2 separate regions of the Homo sapiens genome follow, and region 2 is linked to region 1. Evidence: read pairs that join two places in POLR2A ChIA-PET (ENCODE). Cell type or tissue: CD4-positive, alpha-beta T cell. All regions are shown on one strand. Each heading gives the region's core, and the rest is flanking DNA. Links, peaks and the distances in the headings are about the cores only.

Region 1 (15,045 bases), core at 5,872-10,871:
CCAATAATATCTTAAGTAGCCGGGCTTTCCCCTTCTTTTTCCCCTGCCGACTTTAGTGTGCTGGCTTTTGTTCTCCAGATGGTGTCCACAGTTCTAGGCATCACCTCAGGGTGCAGCACAGCCTGTTTCATCAACACAATATGTTTGTGTTTCAAAGAAAGGAATTTTGCTTTCCCAGAACCCTGCAGAACACTCTCCCTCCATGCTAATGAGAATGGAAATTATCATGAGTAGTTTAGGTTGGCCCATCCCCGTCCTGGCTGCACTTTTGAATCACTGGGGAGCTTTATAAAACTACTGAGGCCTAGACTTACTCCAGATAAGCTGGTTTAACTAGACTGGGATGGTTCTAATGGGCAGCCAGTGCTCAGATCACTGGCATAGTTTAATCATGATTCCCTTACATTGGCAGCAAGCAGCTCAGCCTCCCCTGAGCATGGCCCACCTGGTGCCTTTAAAAATTAGGGTTCTAATACTGGCAGGAGGTCCAGAGGGATGGTAATCCAGCAGTCAGACAAGCACATTTCTATAACCAGTCAACTGTACTTTGAGTCTTTAATCTTTTGCCTGGAAAATAGGAATTATAATATGTGACTTGCAAGGCATGCCTGCAGGGGTTGCAAGCTCAGAAAACTCAGGAATGGGTCAGGGAGAATTCCAGTCTTAGCTGTTTCTCAATCGCCAAAGCTCACAGAGATACCATTTTGTCTTTCCCTTTTTTTTTTTTTTTTTTCTCTTCTCAGGCTTCCCTCTTCCTGACTTAGGACAAGGCCTTGGGGTTGGGTGGTGGCAGGGAGAAGGTTCCGGGTGACTTCTTACTGTGCTTCTAAAGCAGCATTATTCACAGTAGTTGAGATATGAAAACAATGTGTCCATTGACAGATGACTGGATAAAGAAAATGTGGTGTGCGTGTGTGTGTGTGTGTGTGACACACACAATGGAATATTATTTAGCCTTAAAAAGGAAGAAATCCTGCCAGTTGTGACAACATGGATTAACCTGGAGGACATTACGTTAAGTGAAATGTACCAGACACAGAACAACAAATATCATATGATCTCTTTTATATGAGGAATCTAAAAATAATCAAAACAGAGAGTAGACTGGCAGTTACCAAAGGGACCAGGGGGAGATGTAGGTCAAAGGGTACAAAACTGCAGTTACATAGGATGAATAAGCCTTGAAATCTAATGCACAGCACAAGGACGATATAATATTATATTATATACAGATGCTTCTCTAACATAACCTTATTGTAAGTCAAGAAGCATGCTGAATGTGTATCTCTTCCACATTGTCATAATGCTGAAACATCTTAAGTCAAACCATCATTAAGTCAAGGACCATCTGTACTGGAAATTCGCTTAGAGAGCAGATTTTAGGTGTTCTTACCACACACCCTAAAAAAGGTAACTCTGTGAGATGATGATATGTTAATTGGCTTGACTCTAGTAATTATTTCACTATGTATATCAAAACATCACGTTGTGCATTATTAAATATATACAATAAACAAACAAACACTGACATGTCCAAATAAGTAAGTAAATATATAATAAAGTTTGATCCCCTTCATCTCCAGCTGGCTTTATATCTCACTATCCAGCAATGGGAGGAAAACCAGGCAGCTTTTGTGGGCCTCTTGTCCTGGACTCCCTAATAGTTACTCTTGGGGCTGGCACCCAGTGTCTTGGTTCCCAGAGGTTTTCATGGAGGCTCTCTGAAAATAAGATTTCTTCAAGGAGTTTCTATCACAGGCTTGCACGGCCCTAGTTATTTTACACATCAGTGTTCTTTTTTCCTGGGTGGGGAGGGAATGACATAACACAGCCATGTACGTCGGAGACTCGAGCCTGGCTGCCTGGTCCGGCCCTCTCCATCAGAGCCCTTGTCCCCTTGGGATTTTCCCCTAGAGTCCAGTTTTCTCTCTTTCTCTCTCCAATTTGACCTCCTCTGGGGATTCCCAGCCCATCAAACATGTATGACTGAATATGTGTTTCCATACTCCATTGGCTGCCCACCATGTGCCAGATACCATCTGAACCTTGAGAACACAGCAGTGAACAAGACTGGCAAGGGCCCTGCTCCCACGGAGCTCACACTTGTGTAGGGTGACAGAAGACAGTAGACAATAAGCAAACCAGACCTAAGATCATGTCAGACAATGATAAGAAAATAAGAGGGGAAAGTGGGATAGTGAACCCTTGGGGTGGGTGGGCTACCTCAGAGGGGGCATCAGGCATCAGCACCTCTGAGGGGAGACATTTGAACTGAGGCCTGAACAGTGAGAGGGGCTCAGCCACAAAGAAGCTGAAGGAGGAATGTTTCAGACAGAGGCAACAGTGGGTAAGGCCTCCAAGGTAGAAACAAACTTGGGGTGTTGGAAGAACAGTGAGAAGGCTGGTGGGCTGGAGTAGAGTAGGGTCCAAGTTCATTTTAAGAGCACACATGGAACTTAGGCCAATTCCAGGACATGACTGGACACTTATGTTAATGGTTCCTAAAAGATAGTGTAACAGTTGGGAAGTTACCAGATGTTCTATACTGGGAGCCTTGTCTTCCCAGAACTCATGAGAGTCTCCCAGTGACAGCATTGCCTGCTTGCCTGAAAGGATCTCACCTTCAACTTTAAGGACAGGGACATCCAGTTTAATGTCACTCTGGTCTGATTCATTGTGATTCCATTATTTAAAAAACATGAATCTTTATTTCCATGACATCCGTAGAAGTTTTTCCCTACATTCCAAGAGCTGTCTTCCACTCTCAATCAATAAGAGCTAACAGAACTACGTGTTCTCTGCATTCCTGGGCAGTGCATGATACTACAAACACTCTCAACCAATGAGCTCTCTCCTCAGTTGAGGATGTTCTGCAACGTGGGACTTTATTTTTGCTATTGATTTTGTGTACTCGAAATTATTAGCCTAAGTCCCCAGTAAAGAGATTGGGTCTATGACCTGGGCTAGTCTCAATGAAAAGGAAGAGGGAATTCACCCGTTTCCCAAAACTTGGGTGGTTGAGATGATGTAGGCAGTTTTGAGGTAGAGCAGAATTGGGGGGCGGGTGCGGGGAGTCAAGGATTCTTCCATTCCAGGTTGGGAATCTGCAATCCCTTTGATGTAATAGCATGCCAGATGTTTGAACTATGAAATTGTTTCTGGGGTTCAGACTGTAGAACCCACTGAGGCAGAAATGTGGGAACTTGGTAGGAAAACATAAAGATGACAGCATGTTGGATACTTCAAGAAGGTACAAGGTCCTTTCCACGGAAGTTTTGCTAAAAGTGGATCAGGAACAAGAGGTGAATTATGTAACTTTGCTTCAGAAGCCACATCTACCTGTAATCAGCCATCAGAGGCTGAGGAAGGTCAGATTATCTTGTGTCTTCCTTATCATCGCCATCACTATCAGCAGCAGCAGCAGCAGCAGCAGCAGCAGCAGCAGAGTTCTCTGTCACACTCTATTACTAAAGCTAAAGATTGCATGTGATTATAGATATTTATTATTCTGGTCATTGTCATGGTGATCTTTGCGGAAAGATATTAGAGGAAAACTCCCTCCTAGTCATATCTGGAGGCCAATGTCCTTAAACAGAAAACTGGGGTCATACCCTGTAAAACCTATCAGACCAAGTAATCCAGAGCTGGGATGGGGGCAGGATCTCTTTAGAGTAAGACTTGCCTTCCAAGCCACATAACTGTCATCTGGAGCTTGTCACTGCTGACAATTTTCCTCCTTGCTGCCAGCTTGCTCTGTATCACGCAGGGCTATCATCAGTAACTTAGCCCTAAGAGGGGTACAGGAAAGATTAAAAAAAGGAATGCTATATTTGTGGGGGAATCATTCTCTAAAAGTCTCCCTTGCCAGCAAATTTTAAGTGGTAGGAGCAGTGGTTGTCACCACAGCTGGCACTTTGGGTTTTGTGGTGTGAAGCAAAGGCTTTTTAACTGAGAGAGGACTGGTGCCCATTCCTGGTGGCAGCTCCTGCCACTGGAAGCCTGGTTGGCCAGAATGTGATGCTGTGATGGGGACTGCATCTGGATCCCAGCTGTCAGGACCTGGCTTCCAGATCTGAATTCTAGAGCAGAGGGAGGGAAGGCAGAACACCTACCAGCACACTAATGTTTCAAGTTTGGCCTAGAGCAAAGAGCCTGAGTTGCTGTTGGCCAAACGTTGGCCTGTGTTTGTCAGACTGGGCTGAAGACTTCCTCCCTGGTCTATCCTTCACCTCTTATGCCACAGTTTTGGGAAACACTGTGCTCAGCAAGCTGAACTGCTTCTTGGGTGTGCGACTAGGGTGCCAGCCAGGCCAGGGACGTCCAGGACTGGAAGAAATGCAGGGGCAGGACCACAGCACAGGCTGATCAGGAGGCTGCCCCACCAGGAGCTCTGCTGAAGGCTGCATCCTCTCTGCTGAGAGTCAACCACTGTGCTGACTCACCATCCTTGTGGTTGAGAACCCATCAGCAAATTGGTGGCTCTGATGAGCCCTGGAGCTGCAAAATATAGGCCGGGGTACCTCAGCCGGAAGGGACTTCAGTTAGTGACAGGTTTTCTGTTCTGATATGGAGCTACAAGGGGCCCAAGAGGACCTGGGCATTTCCCTCTCTAGTCCCCGGAGGAACCATGAAACCAGGCCAGGAAGCAAGGCTAAGGGCAGGAGCAGCATCTGTCTCCAGGCGTCTGTTTGGATGGCTGTAAGTCCCACCTTGCTCTGTTTTTTTCTGCTATGGCTGAACCTGGATCTAGCAGGGTTCTCAGTTTCTGCTATGGCTGAACCTGGATCTCAGTCCCCTGGTGAGCTTAGCTCCTGCCTCCCAGAGAACTGGAATGACCTTATTCAGACACCTCCAGCCTGTATAAGTCAGGGGCAAGGACTGGGGAGTCAAGAGGGTTAAGGGAGTGAGAGGTGAGAGTTACAATCTACATTGTATTTTATGTCAACAGCATCCCCTGGAGTACTGCAAAGCTCTAAGTCAGATATCCCAGTGGGGGGCATCACCCATCCTAGACTTTCTCCCCTGCCCCATGCCCCTTATACCAACATCAATTCAGCACATAGCACTGTACTTGGCCATTAAGATAGTAAATAAATGCCTGGTGAATAGTTTGATAGACAGAAAGATGCCCACTCCCCCAACCCAAAGATGTTTACATTCTCATTCCTAGAAACTGTAAATATGTTATCTTAATAGCAAACAGGATTTTGCAAGTGTGGTTAACATTAAGGATCTTGAGATAAAGAGATTATCCTGGATTATCCGAATGGGCCTAATCTAATCCTAAAAAGCAGACAGGCTTCCCTGGGTGCAGTCAGAGACAGAAATGCAGCTAGGGGAATTGGAGTCAAAGAGAGGGCCATGAGAGAAGGATTCCATGCCCTGTGGCTGGTTCTGAGAGGTAGGGACTCTATGTAAGGACAGAGCAAATGTCTTCTAGGAGTTCAGGGTGGCCCCAGTTAGCAACCAGCAAGGACCTCAGTCTTACAGTCCCACGGAACTGTCAAGACCAGAATGAGCAAAGATAGTGATGCACCCCCAGAGCTGCCACCAAGGAACGCTGTCCTGCCGAGACGTTGATTTTAGTCCTATGAGACCCATAGGACTTCTGGCCCATAGAACTAAATGATAGTGTGTGTTTTAAGCTGCTAAAGTTTTGGTAATTTATTATAGTAGCAACCGATAATAGAAATGGCTATAAAATGGAATGTATTTTGTAACTGAACATAATTTTCTTGCCTCTGGTGTCCCTAATTTCCTTGGTGGCTGGCAGTCATAGAGAAGTCCTTTTCCATGGTTAGCTGTGTGCCAGTGACGGGGAGGGCATCCTTACTCTGGTCTCAAGTGCTTCTTGGCACCCCTGGGTTTACTTTTTTGCTGATGTCCCCTGGCATAGGTGTTGCTAGAAGCTGGCGTTTTTAGGAAGCACGTAGAACTCTCTGCTCCTTCATAGTCAGTCAGTGGCTCCATCCCAGGCAGGTGCTCCAGACCCATCCCATTCATTAGTCATCTATTCTGTACAAGAAACTTGATGAATTTTATTTCATTTAATTCTAACAACTATATGAATTAGGTAATGTTATCCCCATTTTACAGGGAGGAAAGCTGAGGCTCAGAGCAAGTGAACATCTAACCCAGGGCCACCAACAAGAGCTCAGGGATTGGAATCTGGGAGAAGATGCTTCCCTTCTCTTCTCCAAGAGTCCTTTTGGGGCTGGCAAGTTGATACAAGCTCCAGCTCATGTCTTCAGACAATGCTGGGTCCAAGGAAATGCATGGATCTCCTGCATTACAAAGTTTGACTCCAAGAGAAGCCCAGAAGTGGCTTCCAGCCCCTCCTACCTAACTGTGCCCCGCCGTTCACCACTTCCTGTCTTCCTGCGACCCAGTGACAGATGTGTCTGTGGGGGCTGCTACTTGGGAAAGTCCACCAGGAGGAGAGCATGCCAATCTCTCCTCTCAGATCCTCTGGGGGTTACTTTCCCCACCCAAACTAGGCCTTGATGTCAAGGCCTAGTTACAGGGATGTCAAACTAGGAGGTTGATGTCGGTGTGGTGTGTAAGATGTTGGGGAGAAGCTGCAGGTGCCTTCTTACCAGCTCTTCCTGAAAACTTGTCTCTCCCTCTCCTTGTTAGTCTGTTTTATAACTCACACTCCAGCCGGGGGGAAGTAAAGGAGCTTATCCCGTTCACAGATCCTGTAACCCATGGTGGTTATTACCTCATAGCTGGTGCAGTGTTCTTTGAGCCTAGCAGTTTGGTTTAGACTCAAGTGTCTATTCTTTGCAGTCTTTCTGGGGTTGGTAGCAGAGAAAGAGAAGAGAACAGGTAATTCGATCACTCAGGTTATTCGTGTGTAAAAGTTGAAGCCCTACCACAAACGTATGAGTGGATGTTATAGTGTAATAACCTGGACATTGCCAAGACAGCTTCCTCAGGGCTTTTGTTTCCTCAAGCCTACCTGAAGGCTCTCTTCTCAGTCACGGGGGATGGAATTGTTTCATCCCTGGCTTGCTCTGGGCCTCAGTTTCCCTATTCCAGGATAGTTTCCCTATTCCCTATTCTGCATCATAAAAAAAAAAATACACTCCTGATAGAAGTCGGTTGATGCTTTTGGCCTGCAGCCTCCTTAAGGTTAATAGTCCACATAATTTCCTCAGGGGCCCTGGCTGGCCTGTTGTGGGTGTACCCATGAAGTATCTTGATTTGCTATGATAGGAGCCACCTTGGCTTCCTGTGGAGATAAGCCCTGCCCCTCGTTCCCACTTTAAGCTTGAAAAGTCCCTTATCCAACTTTGGAATGGGAACTAGAAAGACTAAGCAGTGTCTCTCAGGGGTTCCTTCTGGGGTCACTCAGAAGAGGAGAACCAAGCAGTCTTGGCGGAGAGACACCTGAAGTTGGTCACTCGGCACATTACCAGGGGCTCAGCAATGACCAGCCTGCAACCATCCTGCCTTTCCCCAGGGGTCTGGGCTCCAGCCATGGAGGGTGGACTGGAGACTCCTTTGCCTTTCAACACTGTCTGGCCTGTCTCGGGTCCGGCACGTCTTTTCTCTACTGATTTTGTGGCTGTGGTTAACTTAGCTAACCTTTCAGTGAAATAATGTCTAGTGGCATTCCTTTACATTTTCCATGTGCTGTTTTTTCCATAACTCCATTTTCTTCAGGGCTGAGTTTGGGTCTTCATTTTTCCACCCACAGGCCTAGTTAAGCTTGGTCTTGTGCTCCAACTTACCTGCCCCAGACTTCTTGGATGGACATTGTCAATCTGGTCATATTGAGAGTGAAACTGCCACCTAGTGGTCACTGGAGGTGTGCCTGCCTTTTCATGAGCTCTCTTGCTGCTGGTTACCGGAAACATCAGTTGATGGTTTTCTTCTAAGCTAACTCAGAAGCTGTGATGTGAATCAGACCAAACAATTTATCTGCTTCAAATCCATATTGTAAAGAGGTTTAATATAAAGACATATTTTCAAATCAAAATAAATAATGAAGCAAAAATCAGATAGACATGTACTCCTTTGCCAAACTGGAACACAATTTTTCTTTCTTTGACTAAATTTCAATTCAAATGAAGTCCTACAAAGACAAAACAAATCAACTAACAAACAGCCCAACAAAAACACCTAAACCAAACAGCCCAGCAAAAAGCGGAATGGTCATTTTCATTTATCCAACACAAATCTACTTAGTGCTGGGCTGGTTCTGGTAGGCAACCAAGTGTTTAGTGGATACCCGAGCAGCTCATTCTAATACAACATGGCAACTTAAAATCAGGTGAAGAAATGCAGTGGGAGAAAACAAAGAGGAATTGGTAACTCTGCAGAGCAGTGACATTTGAATAGACTTGTCAAGGAAGACTAGATTTAGTCAGGCAGGAGGGAGAGAGGGCAGGGAGGGAATTCTACCTGACTAAGGAAGAGCATGTGCAAGGCCTAGGGGAATGGAAGAGAAGAATGAGTTCAGGTGTCTGGAAGAGGTTGTCTTAGTAGGTTTCCTGTTGCTGTAACAGAATACTACAGAGTGGGTAATTTATAATGAAGAGAAATTTATTTAGTGTATGGTTTTGGAGGCTGGGAAGTCCAAGAGCATGGTGCTGTCCTCCAGGAAGGGTCATTCCATGGCAGGGAGGCAGAAGGGCAAGAGAGGGAGTGTGAGAAAGAGAGACAGAGACAGAGAGGGAGGGAGGGAGGAAAAGGGGGCCAGACTCCCAAGATCGCTCACTCACTTCTGTGATGACAGCATGAGTCTATTCACAAAGGCAGAGCCCTCAGGACCTCATCACCTCTTACAGGCCCCATCTCCCAAAACTGTAACAACGGCAATTAAATTTCAACAACAGTTTTGGTGAGGACATTTGAACCATAGCAGGTGAGTAGTGTGGCTGAAAAAATATCATTAAGTCTAAAGCCTTGTAATGCATTAATTAACCACCTATTTTATATATTTATTGGCTACCTGTCTTATTCAAAGTAGATATACAAAGGTATGAGACATGGAGAAAAATTTAAGATGACATGGAGGTATATTGAAAAGATGTCAGTTCTTCCCAAATTAGTCTACAAATTCAAAACTAGCACAGTAAAGATCCCAGCAGGTTTTTTCTTTTGTGGAAATTGAGAAGCTATTTCTAAAATTTATTTAGAAATGTGGAGCCAAAAATAGCCAGACTATCTTAAAAAAGAACAAAACTGGAAGACTGATACTACTACATACCAAGAACTTTAATAAAGCTAAACGAATTGTTGGGAAACTGGCAACAATTAAAACTGAATGTACACACACCCTCGGACCCAGCAATTCCATTCCTATGTACATGTCCAACAAAAATGCATATATATTTAATAGAGATTTATACTAGATTGTTCAACACAATGGTATTCATAGCCGTAAATGGTGACTATCCGAATGCCTTTCAACCCGGTGGTGTCTTTGTACAACAGGATTCTGTATAGCAATGAAAATGAATGATTTACAATTACACACAACACTCTGGATGTATTTCACAAATATTACATTAAGAAAAAGATGCCAGACTCAAGAGAATACACATTGTCCAATTCCACTTATATAAAACAAAAAAAGGGCCCCAAACAAGGTCTTGCTCTGTCACCCAGGGTGGAGTACAGTGGCATAATCACAGCTCACTGCAGCCTCAAATTCCCAGGCTGAAGGATCTTCCTACCTCAGCCTTCTGAGTAGCTGGGACTATAGGAGCATGCTATCACACCCACCTAATATTTAAAAAAAAACTTTTTGTACAGATGGGATCTCCCTGTATAGCCCAGGCTGGTCTCAAACTCCTGCACTCAAGTGATCCTCCTGCCTCAGCCTCCCAAAGTGCTGGGATTACAGGCATCAGTCACTGCGCCCAGTGTAAAAAATGGCCAAAATTAATTGTGGTAGATTGATTGTACTAGCAGCTCTAACTCTTCATCTCTTAAAATCCATGCCCTTTGCCATATGACTGCAGCTCCTTTCACTGAAGATGTGGAGTGTATTTCCCCAGCAGGGTCAGGACTATGGTGAGGCAATGAAGGCAACTGCCCCAGCCTTAAAATTAAGGAGGCACCAAAATCCTCAGTAATCAAGAAAAATAATATTGAATGCAATGTTTTTGAAAAATCAAAATTAATGCAAGAAAATCCATTGTGAACAAAATTTCGATAAAGACAGGAGCTGACCCTGCACTTGCATAACTCAATTTACTAGCCTCACTCTACTAGCCTCACTCTAATCCTGGCTCTGTCAGATCCTATCTTGAATAAAGAGGATGCCTGCATATTTCTGTTTGTTCTCTTATTCTCTGCTATCACCATGGCCATGCCTGGCTAGCCTGCTGGAGGCGAGCTGTCCCCCAACCCCCAAGGTGCAAGAGAAAGTCTGTGGGGGATCAGTCACAGTGGTGGGAAAAATTATAGGGAAAGGATGCAAACCTTCTGAAAGGTTGGAAGCTCCTGCAGAGCCCCAGGAGAGAATAGCTGAAAGCAGCTGTTCTATAACCCTGAGGCAGAGGGCAAGGAGTAAGTACAAAGGAGTGTAGGGGAATTTATCTTAAACAGGCTTGTTTACTTATGTTGACCAGGAACTGACCTTTGATCATCCACACACCTGACTTTCTCTGGAAGGAGAACAATAAATGTTAATTACCTACAGGTTGTGTTGGCTCCAGGTTTTTGGCATTGTGCCTGAGCTGAATAAAAGCAAGCAGCTCCAGCTTCTCCAGGCTGCTGTCTGGCCGTTAGAGCCAGCCAGTCACCTAGCTGCTTTTATACTGCATACCTGTGTCTGAGTACTCATTTCATCCATTGGCCAAGGCCTGTGGGACAGACCTGGCAAGAGCCCAGCCAAGATGAACCAACTTGCCTACACAACCACCCCCGTGAGTGAATGATAAAATATTGAAGTTTTGTGATTGTTTGTTCTGCAGCAAGAGCCAACCGATGCACTGAACTATGTAGTTAAGGGTCAGGATAGAGGTTGCTTTTGGGAGATGAGGCATGAAGTGGGTTCTGAGGTGCTGCTGAGTTCTGTTTCTTAACCTGGGTGCTAATTACACAGTTGTATTCAGTTTGTGAAAATTGACTTGTATGTTTATGACCTGTACAACTTTCTATATTTTTATATTTGAAAACATTTTAAAGGGTAGGTGACAAGGCTCTTACTATTTTTTTCAAGGACAACTTACTGGGATAAGATGTATAAAATAAAAGTTACAAGCACCAGAGACTGAAATCAAAATCCAGAATAAATTGAACTTGAACTAATATTCAGAAAAATCTATGAAAATACCTATTTTGGACTCTATCCACAATTATTTATGTGAAACCACTTAGAATTACTTAGACCATTATTTTTAAATTCTGTTAGGCATGACACAATCACAACATAAGAATATTCTCTGAACCAGTATTTCATTCGGTTTGGGTTTTTGCTGAATTCATCTTTACATGTGGCTTTGCATGGCCTCATTTCAATAAAAATGAGACCAATGTAAATTATTATGATGGCTATTTTTCGACCATATAATACTGCTAATGTCAGTAGGCTTTTCTTTTCTTTTTTTTTAATGGAGTCTCCCTCTGTCGCCCAGGCTGGAGTGCAATGGCAAGATCTCAGCTTACTGCAACCTCTGCCTCCCAGGTTCAAGCCATTCTCCTGCCTCAGCCTCCCGAGTAGCTGGGATTACAGGCGCCACCACCACGCCTGGCTAATTTTTGTATTTTTAGTAGAGACAGGATTTCACCATGTTGGCCAGGCTGGTTTTGAACTCCTGACCTCAGGTGATCCACCCGCCTTGGCCTCCCAAAGTGCTAGAATTACAGGCGTGAGCCACTTTGCCTGGCTGGCTTGGCTTTTCTATGCACAGAGATTAGATATAACTATCATTCAGCATCAATCCAGGAGCAACTTTATCCATCCATCCAGTCTGATTCAATCATTATCTCATACCTGATGGGAAGAAGCTGGCATCTAATCAGAACTGTGATTTCCTTGCTGTGGATTCCTTTTTCTAGCTGGCTAGAATTGACTCTGAAGTGGGTGGGAAGAGCCTGTTATCAATTTGATGTCAAAGAGAAAGTCGTTCTGTTTTAAGAATTGAGATAAAAAGGGGAAAATACATAGCTAAATAATGGCATTTGTGATGTCTTCCTCCATATCCCAAAAGAATAACTTCTAGTTGCTTTTCAGAAAGACAGGCAAACCTGTACGAGTTCTCTGGGGGAAAAAAAGAGTTCTATCTAGTACCAGATTTGTTCCCTGCCCAGGTGTTTCCTATGCACCTGGGCCTGGCAGTGCCATGCCCCACTTTCCACAGCAGATGAGGGCCAGGAATGGTGCCAAGGTCTTTAATTACAGGAACTCATCTAATCTTTGTAACCCCTCTATGGGGAGGCACTGTCATCCTCTTTTTACAAATGAGGACCCTGAAGTGCAGAGATGTTGAATCACTTGCCTAAAGTCGCACAGCGAGAACCTAGCAGAGCTCGTATTGAGCCTGGCTGTCCGGCTCGGGGTGTGTGCTCTTATCACCAAAACTTGCTCTCAATTCATACCACGAGTTGTCAATTCCAAAGGAGCTGTGAGAAATCCTCTTTTAGAAGGAAAAAATTATTTTACAAGCAGAGCTACCTCTCCCTAATTTATAGCTGACATAAATCAAATTTTTAGATCCATCAGGCTTGTTGTCGGATAGGGCATTCCTAAGTATGAACTTATAATGAGATTATTTTGAAATGAATGACTTAAAATTATCTTTTAATGTAAGTACCTGAAACGTCTATTTATACTGTCCTGTTTTGACTGCATCACACAGGAAGTTTGTGTGGTGTGTTTGACTCACTGTTAATTTCATAAGTCCGTGTCTCAGTTACAGGTAAAGGCCCTTTGGAATCGAATCAGCTTACCTGCTTTTTTTTTTTTTTTTTTTTTTTTTTTTTTTTTTTAAGCTGTGGTACCCAGCATGAATGATAATTAGTAGGTGCTCAGAGTAGGTGCTTAATGATTGATTAACGGGACTGAAGTAAAATGCTTCCAGTTTAGCAGAGATTCTGGAGTAAAAGGAATACAGTGAAAATGATTTGTTAAATTGACTGGCAGTACATATGTAAATTACAATGAAAACATTCTTATTGACAGGCAAACAAAACATTGTATATTTGGTTCTAAAAATTCTCGTAATGAAAATTCTTTATCTGTTATGCCCCCTTCTGTATTCCGTCAGTGTAGTGGTGGTCCTCCTGCTCTCGTCCTTCCTACCAGCATGAGTAAAAGTCACAAAGTTTGAATAGATCACCTATCAGATGAGCTGCTTGGACTGTCAGGGCATTTTAGCTTTCAGGAGGCCATGGTTTCCATTTTCTATCTTAGAATCGGTTTCTTTCCTTCTGGGACCCTCACAGAACTGCCACCGATGCACATCCCTGCCTTTTGTTGTAGTCAGAAGGTGAAGTGGTGAAGATTTCAGGCAGATGGTGGGAAATCTAGAGGCTATCGTGCATCCTGTAATCCCTGACCAGGTGAGAAGGTATTTCTGGGAAGACCGACCCGGCTCACAGTCCTCCCTCAGTCACGGCTGAGGAATCACAGCTGAAAGGATTCTTGAAGGCACTGGTGACAACAGCTGCTCTCTAGCTCTGTATAATCTGTCATTAGGGACCGTAGTTTTTGTTATTTAAAACAAAGTGCTTGTTTTAATCCAAGTAGCAACACATTCTTGCTCCTTAACCAAACAGGTCGGCAACTTCTTTCAAGAATTCAGCTAACGTTTATGAGCTTCCATTGTGGACAAAATCCAATTCTAGGTGTTTCAGGGCTTGGGAGGTTGAGGGTGCAGACTTGTTCCCCAGTGCATGGGGGGCACTGGGAGTTGGGATAGCATCAGTCAGCTTTAACATGTCATATGTGGACTCTGATGAGGGATGTGAGAGCGAGAAAAAGACAAAGGGTGGGGACAGACTAATTTCGACTAAGGGACTATACAGGGATCCTTTTCCTGGAAATGAGATTAATGAGTCACCCTGAAGAAAACATGCTTTCAAGTCCCGTCTTAGCTTTGGCATTATTAATTCACATCCAGATTTGCTGCAAATGCATCTAATTAAGCTTCCAGCCTCCAGTCTTTCTCCACTAGAAACTTGCTAGCCCACTGCCACAATTTACATTCCCAAGTCATCCAGAGAGTTCTTGAGCCTGCAAGGGGTTCCTCCTTTGTGTAACGGTATGCACCCCATTCCCCATTATCCAAGACAAATTTCTTCCTGGGTTCAGAGTTTAGTTAACATTAAAATGATCCTGACTTTCATAGTTCATATAGAAAGGTTTTGGAAAGAAAGCAATCATGGATTATACGGCAATCTTTGTATTCTAGAGGGTGGGTTTCAGCATACCGCCTGCCCCAAGGTTACAAAAATTTGAGGATGTACAAGTCCCTAATAGAAAATGACATATTTTCATCTAGCTACACAATCCTCCCATATATTTTAAATTATCTCTAGATTACTTATAATACCTAATACAATGTAAATACTATGTGAACAGTTAACACTATATTGATTTTTTAATTTTAATATTGTATTGTTGTTCCTAATCATTTTTTTTGGAATATTTTTGATCTGCTGTTGGCTGAATCCTCAGATGTGAAACCCATGGATATGGAGGACTGACTATGTAAATTGGGCTATTTCTTCATTTGGCAATGATGTACCCAAAAGAGAACATTTTAACTGTAAACAAACTTTTGTAGTAAAAAATGCTTACCTTTGATGACCTGGAACTGAAGCCACACCTCTTGTAAGCAGTGAGAGACTGGCAAGGATTTGATTGTTTTCCTCTTTCAATAAGGTACAGCTGTGATCTTCCAGTGGCTTCCAATTGAGCCCACAGACTGATTGCAATTAGAATCACCTGGGGGAGAATTCCGACCCTGAAGTTTTTTGGTTTCCAGCCGTAGAGATTCTGTGGCAGAACTAGAAGAGCCTGGAAATCTATTTTCAAAAAGCTCCCCAAGGGATTCTGCATGAACCAACTTTGGAAACAATTGT
Region 2 (15,045 bases), core at 5,355-10,354, 110 kb before region 1:
CAGGAGCACCCAGATTCATAAAGCAAGTTCTTAGAGACCTACAAAGAGACTTAGACTCCCACACAATAATAATGGGAGGCTTCAACACCCCACTGTCAACATTAGACAGATCAACGAGATAGAAAGTTAATAAGGATAGCCAGGAATTGAACTCAGCTCTGCACCAAGTGGACCTAATAGACATCTACAGAACTCTCCACCCCAAATCAACAGAATATACATTCTTCTCAGCACCACATCACACTTATGCCAAAACTGACCACATAGTTGTAGGTAAAGCACTCCTCAGCAAATGTAAAAGAACAGAAATTATAACAAACTGTCTCTCAGACCACAGTGCAATCAAATTAGAACTCAGGATTAAGAAACTCACTCAAAACCGTTCAACTACATGGAAACTGAACAACCTGCTTCTGAATGACTACTGGGTACATAACAAAATGAAGGCAGAAATAAAGATGTTCTTTAAAACCAATGAGAACAAAGACACAACATACCAGAATCTATGGGACACATTTAAAGCAGTGTGTAGCCGGAAATTTATAGCACTAAATGCCCACAAGAGAAAGGAGGAAAGATCTAAAATTGACACCCTAACATCACAATTAAAAGAACTAGAGAAGCAAGAGCAAACAAATTCAAAAGCTAGCAGAAGGCAAGAAATAATTAAGATCAGAGCAGAACTGAAGGAGATAGAGACACAAAAAGCCCTTCAAAAAATCAATGAATCCAGGAGCTGGTTGTCTGAAAAGATCAATAAAATTGATAGACCATTAACAAGATTAATAAAGAAGAAAAGAGAAGAATCAAATAGACACAATAAAAAATGGTAAAAGGGATATCACCACTGATCCCACAGAAATACAAACTACCGTCAGAGAATACTATAAACACCTCTATACAAATAAACTGGAAAATGTAGAAGAAATGGATAAATTCCTGGACACATACACCCTCCCGAGACTAAACCAGGAAGAAGTTGAATCCCTGAATAGACTAATAACAGGCTCTGAAATTGAGGCAATAATTAATAGTCTACCAACCAAAAAAAGTCCAGGACCAGATGGATTCACAGCCAAATTCTATCAGAGGTACCATTCTAAAGAGGAGCTGGTACCATTCCTTCTGAAACTATTCCAATCAATAGAAGAAGAAGGAATCCTCACTAACTCATTTTATGAGGCCAGCATCATCCTGATACCAAAGCCTGGCAGAGACACAAAAAATAAGAATTTTAGACCAATATCCCTGATGAACATCAATGCAAAAATCCTCAATAAAATACTGGCAAACCGAATCCAGCAGCACATCAAAAAGCTTGTCCACCATGATGAAGTTGGCTTCATCCCTGGGATGCAAGGCTGGTTCAACATACGCAAATCAATAAATGTAATCCATCATATAAACAGAACCAAAGACAAAAAACACATGATTATCTCAATAGATGAAGAAAAGGCCTTCGACAAAATTCAACAGCTCTTCATGCTAAAAACTCTCAATAAACTGGATATTGATGGAATGTATCTCAAAATAATAAGAGCTATTTATGACAAACCCACAGCCAATACCATACTGAATGGGCAAAAACTGGAAGCATTCCCTTTGAAAACTGGCACAAGACAGGGATGCCATCTCTCACCACTCCTATTCAGCATAGTATTGGAAGTTCTGGCCAGGGCAATCAGGCAGGAAAAAGAAATAAAGGGTATTCAATTAGGAAAAGAAGAAGTCAAATTGTCCCTGTTTGCAGATAACATGATTGTATATTTAGAAAACCCCATCGTCTCAGCCCAAAATCTCCTTAAGCTGATAAGCAATTTCAGCAAAGTCTCAGGATACAAAATCAATGTGGAAAAATAACAAGCATTCCTATACACCAATAACAGACAAACAGAGATCCAAATCATGAGTGAACTCCCATTCACAATTGCTTCAAAGAGAATAAAATACCTAGGAATCCAACTTACAAGGGATGTGAAGGACTTCTTCAAGCAGAACTACAAACCACTGCTCAATGAGATAAAAGAGGACACAAACAAATGGAAGGACATTCCATGCTCATGGATAGGAAGAATCAATGTCGTGAAAATGGCCATACTGCCCAAGGTAATTTATAGATTCAATGGCATCCCCATCAAGCTACCAATGACTTTCTTCACAGAATTGGAAAAAACTACTTTAAAGTTCATATGGAACCAAAAAATTGCTTGCATTGCCAAGACAGTCCTAAGCTAAAAGAACAAAGCTGGAGGCATCACGCTACCTGACTTCAAACTATACTACAAGGCTACAGTAATCAAAACAGCATGGTACTGGTACCAAAACAGAGATATAGACCAAGGGAACAGAACAGAGTCCTCAGGAATAATACCACACATCTACAACCATCCGATCTTTCACAAACCTGACAAAAACAAGAAATGGGGAAAGGATTCCCTGTTTAATAAATGGTGCTGGGAAAACTGGCTAGCCATAGGTAGAAAGCTGAAACTGGATCCCTTCCTTACACCTTATACAAAAATGAATTCAAGATGGATTAAAGACTTAAATGTTAGACCTAAAACCATAAAAACCCTAGAAGAAAACCTAGGCAATACCATTCAGGACATAGGCATGGGCAAGGACTTCATGTCTAAAACACCAAAAGCAATGGCAACAAAAGCCAAAATTGACAAATGGGATCTAATTAAACTAAAGAGCTTCTGCACAGTAAAAGAAACTACCATCAGAATGAACAGGCAACCTACAGAATGGGAGAAAATTTTTACAATCTACCCATCTGACCAAGGGCTAATATCCAGAATCTACAAAGAACTTAAACAAATTTACAAGAAAAAATCGAACAACCCCATCAAAAAGTAGGCAAAGGATATGAACAGACACTTCTCAAAAGAAGATATTTATGCAACCAACAGACACATGAAAAAATGCTCCTCATCATTGGCCATCAGAGAAATGCAAATTAAAACCTCAGTGAGATATCATCTCACACCAGTTAGAATGGCGATCATTAAAAAGTCAGGAAGCAACAGGTGCTGGAGAGGATGTGGGGAAATAGGAACACTTTTACACTATTGTTTGGGACTGTAAACTGGTTCAACCATTGTGGAAGACAGTGTGGCAATTCCTCAAGGATCTAGAACTAGAAATACCATTTGACCCAGCAATCCCATTACTGGGTATATACCCAAAGGATTATAAATCATGCTGCTATAAAGACACATTCACACGTATGTTTATTGTGGCACTATTCACAATAGCAAAGACTTGGAACCAACCGAAATGTCCATCAATGATAGACTGGATGAAGGAAATGTGGCACATATACACCATGGAATACTATGCAGCCATAAGACAGGATGAGTTCATGTCCTTTGTAGGGACATGGATGAAGCTGGAAACCATCATTCTGGGCAAACTATCTCAAGGACAGAAAACAAAACTCCGCATGTTCTCACTCATAGGTGGGAATTGAACAATGAGAACACTTGGACACAGGGTGGGGAACATCACACACTGGGGCCTGTTATGGGGTGGGAGGAGGGGGGAGTGATAGCATTAGGAGATATACCTAATGTAAATGACGAGTTAATGGGTGCAGCACACCGACATGGCACATGTATACATATGAAACAAACCTGCACATTGTGCACATGTACCCTAGAACTTAAAGTATATTAAAAAAAGTAAGAATACATTTCACTTTATCCTCACAAACAAACTTTGTGATGAATTACCATTGTTATTTGTTCTTGCTTTATAGATGAGGAACTTAAGGCTTAGAAAGGTTAAGTAACTCATCCAAGAACACACCCGTGAGCTAGGTTTCAAGTCAGTGTGATGCTGGAGCTCAAGCTTATCACCACTTTGCTACACTGCCTACCCATAATATAACATAATAGATTTTGTACCCTAAACAGTTCAGCTAGCTGGTTATTACCCATTATGAGGAGCTGGGTGAGGTAAAGATGGTAAATAACCAACTCTAACTATATTGTTGATGCTCTAAGGAAGTGCTAACCTTTTAGCTGTCCTATCAACTACAAGTTACAAACCTGAGCGTCATGGGGTCAGAATTTTGGTCTAGTGACAAGCTGCTCCTTGGCCCACCTCAAGTGAGAATTGTCCTAAAGTGACTTAGCCATTGGTTGGGGAAAGAGAAGTCACTGACTTAAAACTTCTGGCCTTACCCTAAGTTTTCAGTTTCAAGTTATTTGAAAAGTGAAAGTACAAATGTTGCCAATGTGCTATTAAATATGTTGGTGGAGGCCACGTTCCCCTATGATACCAGTTCTCACGTGCCAGGTACCATACTTTGTGTGTGTGTGCGTGTTTATATATGCGAGTGTTTTGGGACGGAAGTGTGGTTCTTGCTACAATCTCTTCTCCATGATTCCTTTTCTGAGGGCTTTGGGCCTTCCCTTTAAGAAATGGGGAATTATAAAATCAAGTGATTCAATCATGATTCCTTAGGTCTTTCTAACTACAAACCCAGAAGTTTTATTTATTAATTTGTTTTTGTAACAAGACTCTTAGCTTTTTATTTTACCTTTTATTCTCATGACTGAACTATTAATGGAACTGTGCTCCAGTCTCAAAATCTACTTTCAACAGCTGTGAATATTTTTCTGCAATGCAGACATAAATTCAGACATTTGCTCAGACCTGGTTAAATTAGGGAAAATTAAGACTGATATGGTCTTTTCTCTTTTGGGGATTATTTTGCCCAGTCCCTCAAGCTCCCACCCTACACCATCCTGTCCTGGAATACTCCAGACACCCAGTGTTCTCAGTATCTTTCTACCTTGTTGTTCTACCCAGCCTGCTTGCAGCTTCTGCTACAGATCTGAGCACTGAAATGAAGGATCCCTCAATTTGCCTTGCTCTCAGCAAAGGGGAAATCATATGCTAGGAAGTTCTCTGGCTCAGTGGTGCCACTTTTCTCCCTGGTCTCCAGCCCCTTTGAAAGACTCACAAGTGACACGAACTTGTATTCGTTGCTATTCCACTAGTGTCTGAATTTTCCTTTTATTCTTCCAGAACATTGGAGTACCACTTTTCATTTTATCTTCATTTAATGTGGATGCCTGGCACCTCTGCCATCCTAAGAGTACATACGAAATCCTGTCCTTACAAACACAGGCGTATACAAAAGAAGGGGTGTATGGTAAACTATCCAAGGATGCCTGTAAAACAGACTGGGCTAGAGATGAAATACAAGGAAACGCAGGCAAGCGGGATGACTTACCTAGTTTCTAGCTCTGCTAAAGCAGGAAAGGTCCAGCTTCCTGAAAAATCGTTTAACTCTGTCCACCCTGCCCTCCACCCACCGGCCCCCCTGACTTCTTCCTTTAGTGAAGGATTCTTTTCTCTGCTAAAAGCTGTATTTTTGCCCTATTGACTTGGAGGCAGCGAGTGATGAGTTGTATGAGATGGACAACTTAATATTTTGTTTGCCGTAACTTTAGTAAAGTTTAGCAGATATCCCAAACCTAGGATAGGTTTCTGAGAATCAGGGGTGGCTTTTGAATCACAATCTCAAGGCCCAACGTTTTTGGCAGATGCAGCTCTTTCTGAACAGTAAGTCATTGTTGAGTGACATGAATAGGACGAGAGCTACAGAAAATGAAGGTTTCAAAAGATTGTCTAAAACAAAAGTCCTTTCAGTCCCTTGTATTCAGAGTTTCACCCCTCACTGAACCAAAGTTGCTCATTTTGCAGGGAGAATGCACATGAAACTGTTCTGTCTGGAATCCAGGCAGTATTGCACTTTGATTGGCAGGTCAGCCACCATCTGAAGGTACTTAGTGCTCATTACTCATCAGTCCATCCAGAAGGGTAAGAAAGAAGTAACCCTTTCCTGCCGTTTGCACTTATTCTCACCTTGTCTTTCCTGAGGAGTATGGCTGTAGTTACAGATACATATCTAACAGAAAGCAGTCATATCATTCCAACAGGGAACAGAACTCAGGGAAATGGTTGCCAGTGTACCAGATTCCTTCTTTCATTTTCTTTCTTTTTACTCCTTTTGAAAGCTGTTGAGGTCTAGTTGTTTCTTAAGGAGGTTTAACTCAGATCTCAGCACTGATCTGGAGGCCAGGCAGGGTCTTATCAACTCTGGCACTGAAGTTAACCCCGTCCTGGGTGCAGCTGGGAAGGCTTAGCTCTCTGAGACCACCGAGGAACCCAAAGACATCTAAAGATGAACTGGGTACCTGCAGGAGGCGAGGGGCCTGAGAGACCCCTGGAAACATACTAGCATGAGCCTTTATAACTGACTGTCTGGAACAACACAGTTCCAGGCTTTCAGGGCCAAGGGGTGAGAAATCCCAAATCTTCCTACATTTTTCCTGATACTTTAGTAGACAGGTGCCTAATTTTTCTTAATTCACAGAGGACTTTCCCTTCCTGTTCATTGTTCATTACTCACAAGAGTCCTCCCCAAGGCACGGAGATAAGTGCTGCAGGGTGAGTCACTAACAAATTGAGAGTTGCATCACGTCTCCAAACTCCAGCTTGGCCTTCTGACCAAAAGAGTATCTAGTTTTTCTTGAAAAGATTACATCACAGGTGGTAAAGCATTTGTCTTTGCCTTTCTTCATCCCTTTTCTGTTTCCTGGTTCCTAGCAGGTATTATGTGAAAAGTCCGACTGGCCTTCCCAGAACTGATTCACATTATACAGTTTGATTTTTGCATGATCCCTCCGTGCTGAGTTATTTTGTTTCATTAAAAAGGGCAAAAGGCCACGTACTTTTAAAAAAACATGGTTACCGGCTGGGCACGGTGGCTCACGCCTGTAATCCCAGCATTTTGGGAGGCCGAGACGGGCAGATCACCTGAGGTCATAAGTTCAAGACCAGCCTGGCTAACATGGTGAAACCCTGTTTCTACTAAAAATACAAAAAATTAGCCAGGTGTGGTGGTGCACACCTGTAATCCCAGCTACTCAGGAGGCTGAGGCAGGAGAATCTCTTGAACCCGGGAGGTGGGGGTTGCAGTGAGCCGAGATCATGCCATTGCACTCCAGCTTGTGCAACAAGAGTGAAAGTCTGTCTCAAAAAAAAAAAAAAAAAAAAAGGTTACCAACATTTTCTATATCCTGGAAGTTATCCCCACTGCAACCCTTGTTCTGTGCTGCACCTGGTCTGGTGGTTTAGGGAGGCAAATGCCAGCTTGATCCCTAAGAATTTCAGTGTTGGCCTTGGATATCTCACCTTTGTTTTTTAATCTGAGACTTGGAAATATGAACCGAAAATATACTTATATTTTTACTATGAATATAAATGTCAAATATCTTCTGAATTTAATAGCTTGTTTTGTCAAGAAAACAAAATCATAAGAATGTTGATCATAAATATAGCGGATTTCTGGAGGGGCTGGCTGATCTCAGAGGTCTACTGCCTCTCTCCTTCCATCTTCTCTGAAGCTGCCTCAGCCAGGACACCCCTAAACTAGTTCCAAAAAGGGTATGGCCTGGAAAGGGATCAGGGTCCATCTTTGCTTAATTTTGACTGAGCTCTATGCTCTTCAATTAGATAAGTGACACAGTAAAATGTCACTAATCCACACTCAGTAGTTTTAGAGATTAGTAATTCCAGAGGTATGAGATGAAGCTTCTGTTTTTTAAATATATGTATGAAGAAAGGGTTTATTAAGCCTAAGCATATGATTGTGGGAGCAAATTGTTAACCTGCTAAGAAGAAGACTACCTTTGAAGATTCACATAACTTTTAAAATGCTGGGGCTGGGTACTAATTACAGATAAGTTTAGCAAAGTAGATGGGTAGCATTCTAAAAGAATCTTCAATTAATGTATGTCCTGTGAAGTTGAGAAATAAGAATACCAATACAAAATTCTGTATCCTTAAAGATATTCTATAAGTCAGACTTTAAAAACAAACAAACAAACAAAAATACCTGGCACTGGGCTTCTTTATACCAATTGGCCCAAACTTGAGAAATTTAACTAGATATCATAAGATTGTGAGGCTTGGGGTGACTGATTGGACCACAACTTTTTGAGTGCAATCTAAGAACCATTGGGATTTAGGTGTGTTGTTCTCATGTGTGGGTCTGTTTATGAGCATGTGTTTTTATGTGTTCGTAAGTGTGTGCATGTGTGCAGGTGTATGCGCTATGATATGAAGGAAGATGTTTTTCAGACCCCCAAATTCCAGCAACCAGTTTGAAGACCACACAGAGGAAGGAGATCAGTGTGAGAATACAGCTTCTTCATCTTCCCATCCCATGACTTCCCCCTGCACTCTTCAAATAATCAATGATCTCCACACTTTGGCCCACTCCAAAACCCTAACCCTGAATTCCTCAGGGAGATGGATTTGAGGTTTCTTCTCATCTCCTTGTAAACTAAAAATAAAATTCGAAGCCCCCCAACCATCTGGATGGACCCCTCCACTCGGCCACTGGAGTTCTGAAATTAACCTGAAAAACCAGTTCCCGCTGTGATGGGAAGGGGAAGCTGGACATGTCTCATTCTACCCTCCTCCCTTTTGGAATGATGAATAGAGCAGACTTTAAGTCTGATAAGAAACATTGACGATCTATTCTCTCTGCAGTCTGCTACCTGGAGGTTTCCTCTGAATAATGGGAACCATGGTCTCCACAACCCCTTATCTTAACCTGGACATTCCCTTCTATTGATTCTAGGTATTTAGACAATAACTTAACACTTTCAACCAAATGCCAATTAGAAAATCTTTGAATCCACCTCTGACTTGGAAGTTGCCCCCCAACTTCTGGTTGTCCTGCCTTTCCGGGCCAAACCAACGTACATCTTACATGTATTGATTGACGTCTTATGTCTCCCTAAAATGTATAAAGCCAAGTTGTAGTCTGACTACACTGGACACATGTTCTCAGGATCTTCTGAGGGCTGTGTCACCGGCCATTGGTCACCCATATTTGGCTCAGAATAAATCTCTTCATATATTTTACAGAGTTTGACTCTTTTTGTCAACATCCTTATTTGGTGACCCTAAGATTAAATCTCTTTCTCTGCTGTGACCTAGTGTCTCGGCATATTGACTTGCCACATGCATCAGGCAATGAACCTTCTACTGTTACAGAAGGCAGAGAAAGTGGAAGCAGAAAGCAGAATGAAAGGTTCCGGGGTGTCTATTCCAATTCTTGGTGACAAACTGGACTTGACACCTGCTGGATAGGGGTTGATGGCCAGAAATGGATGGAACCATTTAAGAAAGACTGTGCAGCTCTGAGTATGAGCATGGCTGTTTTAAGATCAAGAAAAAATGTGGCTCACAGTTATCTGTTTTTGTCAAAACCCCAGCAGAATTCTGATGTACTAGGAATGGAAGCACTGGGGCATCCAGACGTGGCAGCGTAGCATGGATGTCTTGCTGTGGCAGTGAAGAGGTCATGCAGGAGAGAAAGAATGGGTGATGCCATAGGGCAATGGCAGACCATTATCAGCACAGTGATGTCCCTTTAGAGACTGCCAGACTGCCAGGACACAATGATGTCCCTTTAGAGACTGTTCTATGACACAGATGGAGATGTTAGAGGCAAAACAAATACACCTGCATGTGTCTGTGTTCCTGTGTTCCACTTAGCAATATATTATGAACATTTTTTCCATACAAGTACTTTTCATCTGTAATATAGGAGACCTCCCAGTTTTCCATGTTTGGGGATGTAAGATTTATTCAGGCGGGTGGATCACGAGGTCAGATTGAGACCATCCTGGCTAACCCAGTGAAGCCCCGTCTCTACTAAAAATACAAAAAAATTAGCCGGGAAAGGTGGCGGGCGCCTGTAGTCCCAGCTACTTGGGAGGCTGAGGCAGGAGAATGGCGTGAACCTGGGAGGCAGAGCTTGCAGTGAGCCAAGATCGCGCCATTGCACTCCAGCCTGGGCGATAGAGTGAGACTCCATCTCAAAAAAAAAAAAAAAAAAAAAAAAAAGATTTATTCAACTACTCCTCTTTCTTGCTGGTGCTTCCATTATTTTTTTCTCTACTGTAAAGCATTGTGTGATGAACATTCTTGAAACATTCACAAATCCATAATTATTTTCTTAGGACTAACTTACCTGAAAGTGGAATTGTTGGATCTAAAGAGGACAGGAATTATTCTGAGGCTTTTGAAGTGTAAAGGACAGTTTCCTTATATGTAAAATGAAAGGGTAAGATTAAAGTGGGTAGCTTTCAAGACTTTTTTTTCCCCTTTTTGTCAGTAGACTCTTCTAGCAGAAACTTCTGCAGAAACCCAGGAAATAAATGGATCAGAGGTGAACACACTCTGGTGGAGTGGGGCTGGGCCCGTTTTCTTCTGCCTTCCCTCCCTTTCTGCTGCCAGGGGCTCTAAGGGACATCCAGGTCTCAGAGGCACATAGTTTGCAAATCACAGGGCAAGGTGACCTTACATTCTTTTCCACCTGTGTTTGCTATCAGTCACTTTTACTGAACTGCTGGCCGTCTAGACAGGTCTGGCCACTGGGTCCTTTGGAGATCCCTATCACTGGATCCCTGCCACTGCCCCTTCCTAAGTGGTCAGTAAGTACTTGTTAATCTTAGATAGCAGCCATTTGACAACACATCAAAAGCAGGAGGGCTCCAGTGGGTAAACTTGAAACGGAAGAAACTGGACCACACCCAGTGGTGGGAGATGACCCAGGAGCCTGGACATGGCGATGAATTTCGGGAATTTTTATGACTCAGAACTTGGGGAATGTAGACATTATGTAATTAAAAAATGTAATTTAAAATATATGGGTAGTTTTGAGAATATGAAAGCTCTTCTTTTTGTAGATGAGAAAATGGAAACAAGACAAGGTAAAGGACTCACCCCAGGTCACACAGTAACTTAGTGGCATCATCAGGCATCATGACAACTACAAAACGCTCTTTTGCTTTTACAATTTTGAATATTTCCCTGCTTTCTCTAAAGAGAAAAGGATGGGGGGCGGACGAATGAGAAACTAACACTTAAAACATAAATTATGTGCCAGACAATGATCTAGATGCCTTCCTTATACTTATTTTTTTAACCCTGTTAAGATGGGAGCCTTGTGCTGTCTGGCACACAAGAACTTTGCCTCAGAAGTTCAGTCCTGGGTCCACAGGCACCCAGCAGTGATTGACAATGCTGTGATTTGGAATCCATCTCTGACTCCAAAGAACATCCTTTCCCAACTTAGTTCTGTTTTATTAACGTAGAAAGGTACCTAATGCCTAAATGTTAGAAAGCAAAGAAATCTGGGAAGTAACTTTAAGTAAATGATGCTGAACAAGAACCAAAACCTGTCAACAGACAAGTCTTTAAATAGGATAGGGACATTAGTTTGATTCAGACACATCAATGTAGGAAAAAAATATGACCCCAAACCCTGCCCAGAGCATGTCCTTGGAGGTCCTTTCTTGGCATGAAAGTTGGTGCTATAGGAAATGGTGTAAGATGTAAAGAGAAACCCTCTTCCTTCCTCAAGTCATATTCCTCAGGAAATACCATCTAGTGTCCAGTATTCTAAAGTCTTTGACTGGGAAACCCAGGACACTTTTCACAAGAATGTGAAGTTTAGGTCCACATCTCCAGAGTCATTTGGAAGATGTGGGCACCCATAGAGCAGGCCTGGGAATATAATCTTTAGGGAGCTAAGGAGATGTGAGAAATGAGGATATGTGCGTTGGTACCTTGAGTTCGAACTCTAGCACCAAACTTCATCCAATCCAAATCTGCAGAAGGAGGTTTTGACATGATTTGGGAGTGGGAGGGGGATTCTAGGCCTTGTCCACCAAGATTAAACTTCTTTTTGCAGTTCATAACACTACAGACCGAACGAACGGGCAGTAGGTATAAGGCTATTAGGATCATTAAGAGTTTACTGATGGAATTGGGCTTCCCTTGCACAAAGTTGTATGACTCATGAAGTCCATTGCAATGCAGCACAAGAGCCCATGGTTTCATGAGTGAAGCAGCCTTCACAGTCTCTCTCCTAAAACTGAATGTGGCTGGACCTCTGCAATGCTTTGTCACTTCTCTAACTAGTGGATACCAAAACTGCTTCCCTTTGCCCAGATCATATAAAAGTAGCTTTTTATTCCTGGAAACTACAAGCTGCCACACCAGTCTGGGGTACCCTTCATTGCCTCCCTACACTCACACCTGCCCCAAGCCCAGGCCCTGTCGGTGGCCTTCCTGATGTCCCCTGTGTTGTCTTTCCCTATGCTCAGTGCATTGATCTTTTCCCTCCTCTGTGATGCCATTGAGAGTGTCACTAGCTGCTCTCTCATATTGTTCTCGTTTTTCTTGTGTGTTAATCCCATTGAACCTAAAACCCATACATTTCTTGAAATTAGGGAAGGGATGAGGTGATGCATTTGACTAACATCAGTGTAGTAAATCTGACAGAATGAGTACCTGGGAATCAGACTTTGAAGTCAGATGGTCTGAGTTTGAATGTAGACTCTGCCTTGGTCAAGTTGCTTAACCCATCTGTGCTTCAGTGTCCTCATCTATAAGATGAGCATGATATGTCCCAGAGATTCTGGTATGTTGTGTCTTTGTTCTCGTTGGTTTCAAAGAACGTCTTTATTTCTGCCTTCATTTCATTATGTACCCAGTAGTCATTCAGGAGCAGGTTGTTCAGTTTCCATGTAGTTGAACGGTTTTGAGTGAGTTTCTTAATCCTGAGTTCTAGTTTGATTGCACTGTGGTCTGAGAGACAGTTTGTTATAATTTCTGTTCTTTTACATTTGCTGAGGAGAGCTTTACTTCCAACTATGTGGTCAGTTTTGGAATAAGTGCGGTGTGGTGCTGAGAAGAATGTATATTCTGTTGATTTGGGATGGAGAGTTATGCAAATGTCTATTAGGTCCACTTGGTGCAGAGCTGAGTTCAATTCCTGGCTATCCTTGTTAACTTTCTATCTCCTTGATCTGTCTAATGTTGACAGTGGGGTGTTAAAGTCTCCCATTATTATTGTGTGGGAGTCTAAGTCTCTTTGTAGGTCTCTAAGGACTTGCTTTATGAATCTGGGTGCTCCTGTATTGGGTGCATATATATTTAAGATAGTTAGCTCTTCTTGCTGAATTGATCCCTTTACCATTATGTAATGGCCTTCTTTGTCTCTTTTGATCTTTGTTGGTTTAAAATCTGTTTTATCAGAGACTAGGATTGCAACCCCTGCCTTTTTTTGTTTTCCATTTGCTTGGTAGATCTTCCTCCACCCCTTTATTTTGAGCCTATGTGTGTCTCTGCACCTGAGATGGGAAACTAGTTCAACCATTGTGGAAGTCAGTGTGGCGATTCCTCAGGGATCTAGAACTAGGAATACCATTTGACCCAGCCATCCCATTACTGGGTATATACCTAAAGGATTATAATTCATGCTGCTATAAAGACACATGCACACATGTTTATTGCGGCACTATTCACAATAGCAAAGACTTGCAACCAACCCAAATGTCCAACAATGATAGACTGGATTAAGAAAATGTGGCACATATACACCATGGAATACTATGCAGCCATAAAAAATGATGAGTTCATGTCCTTTGTAGGGACATGGATGAAGCTGGAAATCATCATTCTCAGCAAACTATCGCAAGGACAAAAAACCAAACACTGCATGTTCTCACTCATAGGTGGGAATTGAACAATGAGAACACATGGACACAGGAAGGGGAACATCACACACCGGGGCCTGTTGTTGGGTGGGGGGAGGGGGGAGGGATAGCATTAGGAGATATACCTAATGTAAATGACAAGTTAATGGGTGCAGCACTCCAGCATGGCATATGTATACATATGTAACAAACCTACACGTTGTGTACATGTACCCTAAAACTTAAAGTAAAATAAAAAAAAAATAAAAAAAAAAGATGAGCATGATAATGGTTCCTACCCCACAGAGTATTAATTAAACTAGATAACTCATCTAAAGTGCCTACCACATTATACATCCTCCAAAATGTCAGCTGCTATTATTATCCTCACAGTCAGACGCTGTGGTAGGCCATTTTCATTCATGGTCTCATCTATTCATCACAAGAGTTCGGTGGGCAGTGTAGGAGACAGCATTGGGTGCCTACACACCAGCCAGCTACTGCTCCATCCCTGTTGGCAGAGTCCTGCTCTCGTTTAGGTATTTGTCTTCTTCCCTATCCCCTGGTCGACATGGAAGGTGATTCTCTCCTCAGCCCAGGGGAAAGTACTGAATAGTCTAAGCCAATCATGTAACCTCTTACCAGTGATTGGTTCAGAGGTGGTCATGTGACATAGTATCAGCTAATGAAGTAGGAGGAGAAGCTTGGTCTGGTACCTGGTTGGGAAGCAGGGAAGGTTTCCTCACTGATACAAATGAGGCATGCAGGAAGACATCCTTCTTCCTTCCCCTGGACCTTGCGGTGTTTGGACATTTGCCTGGAATTGCCATGCTGTAAAGGAAGCCAACACAGAGGGAGAGGGGTAGAGCCTAGAGAACAGATGCAGGCCCCAATTACCTGGCATACCTGTGCTCATACTTGAGCACTTTCTGTTATGTAAAATGGGATGTCCCATGATTGTGTTAAAGCTCTTGAGTCATGCTTTTTCTGTAACTTACAGTCCCCACAAAAGCATCCTAACCAATGTAGTTAATTATTTTGCTCCCTGTGTTCCAGATGAAAAATTGAACCTCAAAGAGATTTACAGTATTTACTCCAAGAGTTAAACAGATAGCAAGTGGCCAGAAAAAGTAGAGTCTTTTTTTTTTTTTTTCTGAGGTCGGGTCTCTGTCTGTCACCCAGGCTGGAGTGCAGTGGTGCAATCATGGCTCACTGCAGGCTTGACCTCTATGCTCCCACCTCAGCCTCAAGAGTAACTGAGACTACAGGAGCACACCACCACACCTGTCTAAATTTTAAATTTTTGGTAGAGACAGGGTCTCACTGTATTGCCCAGGCTGGTCTCAAACTCCTGAGCTCAAGCAGTCTTCCCTCCTCAGCCTCCCAAAGTGCTAGGATTACAGGCATCAGCCATGGTGCCCTGCCCAAAGCAAAATCTTCTTATACATCCCCTCTGGCCTCT

The links. Peaks named below come from ENCODE experiments on the same cell type or tissue, not always from the same donor. Only the 100,000 strongest peaks of a DNase experiment are listed, where the experiment ranks them.
Region 2: POLR2A ChIA-PET joins it to region 1 with 5 read pairs; 2 of 35 experiments call an interaction of 5 or more read pairs at or near these places.

What each region holds. Positions count from the first base shown.
Region 1 is chr15:38,692,042-38,707,086 of GRCh38, forward strand. LINC02694 (long intergenic non-protein coding RNA 2694) reads left to right here and starts at 4,557. Exons shown (of 2, transcript NR_160786.1): 1 at 4,557-4,698; 2 at 6,097-7,997. RefSeq lists an enhancer at 4,667-4,716. In CD4-positive, alpha-beta T cell, for the core only: CTCF peaks have their summits at 7,757 (motif pointing left) and 7,956; DNase peaks (open chromatin) are centred at 6,420 and 7,820; H3K4me3 peaks cover 1,124 bases; H3K27ac peaks cover 597 bases.
Region 2 is chr15:38,583,183-38,598,227 of GRCh38, forward strand. No RefSeq gene overlaps it. Among named protein-coding and RNA genes, the nearest start is that of RASGRP1, 26 kb to the left of the region's middle. RefSeq lists an enhancer at 10,138-11,337. In CD4-positive, alpha-beta T cell, for the core only: no CTCF peak of the experiment used is centred there; no DNase peak of the experiment used is centred there.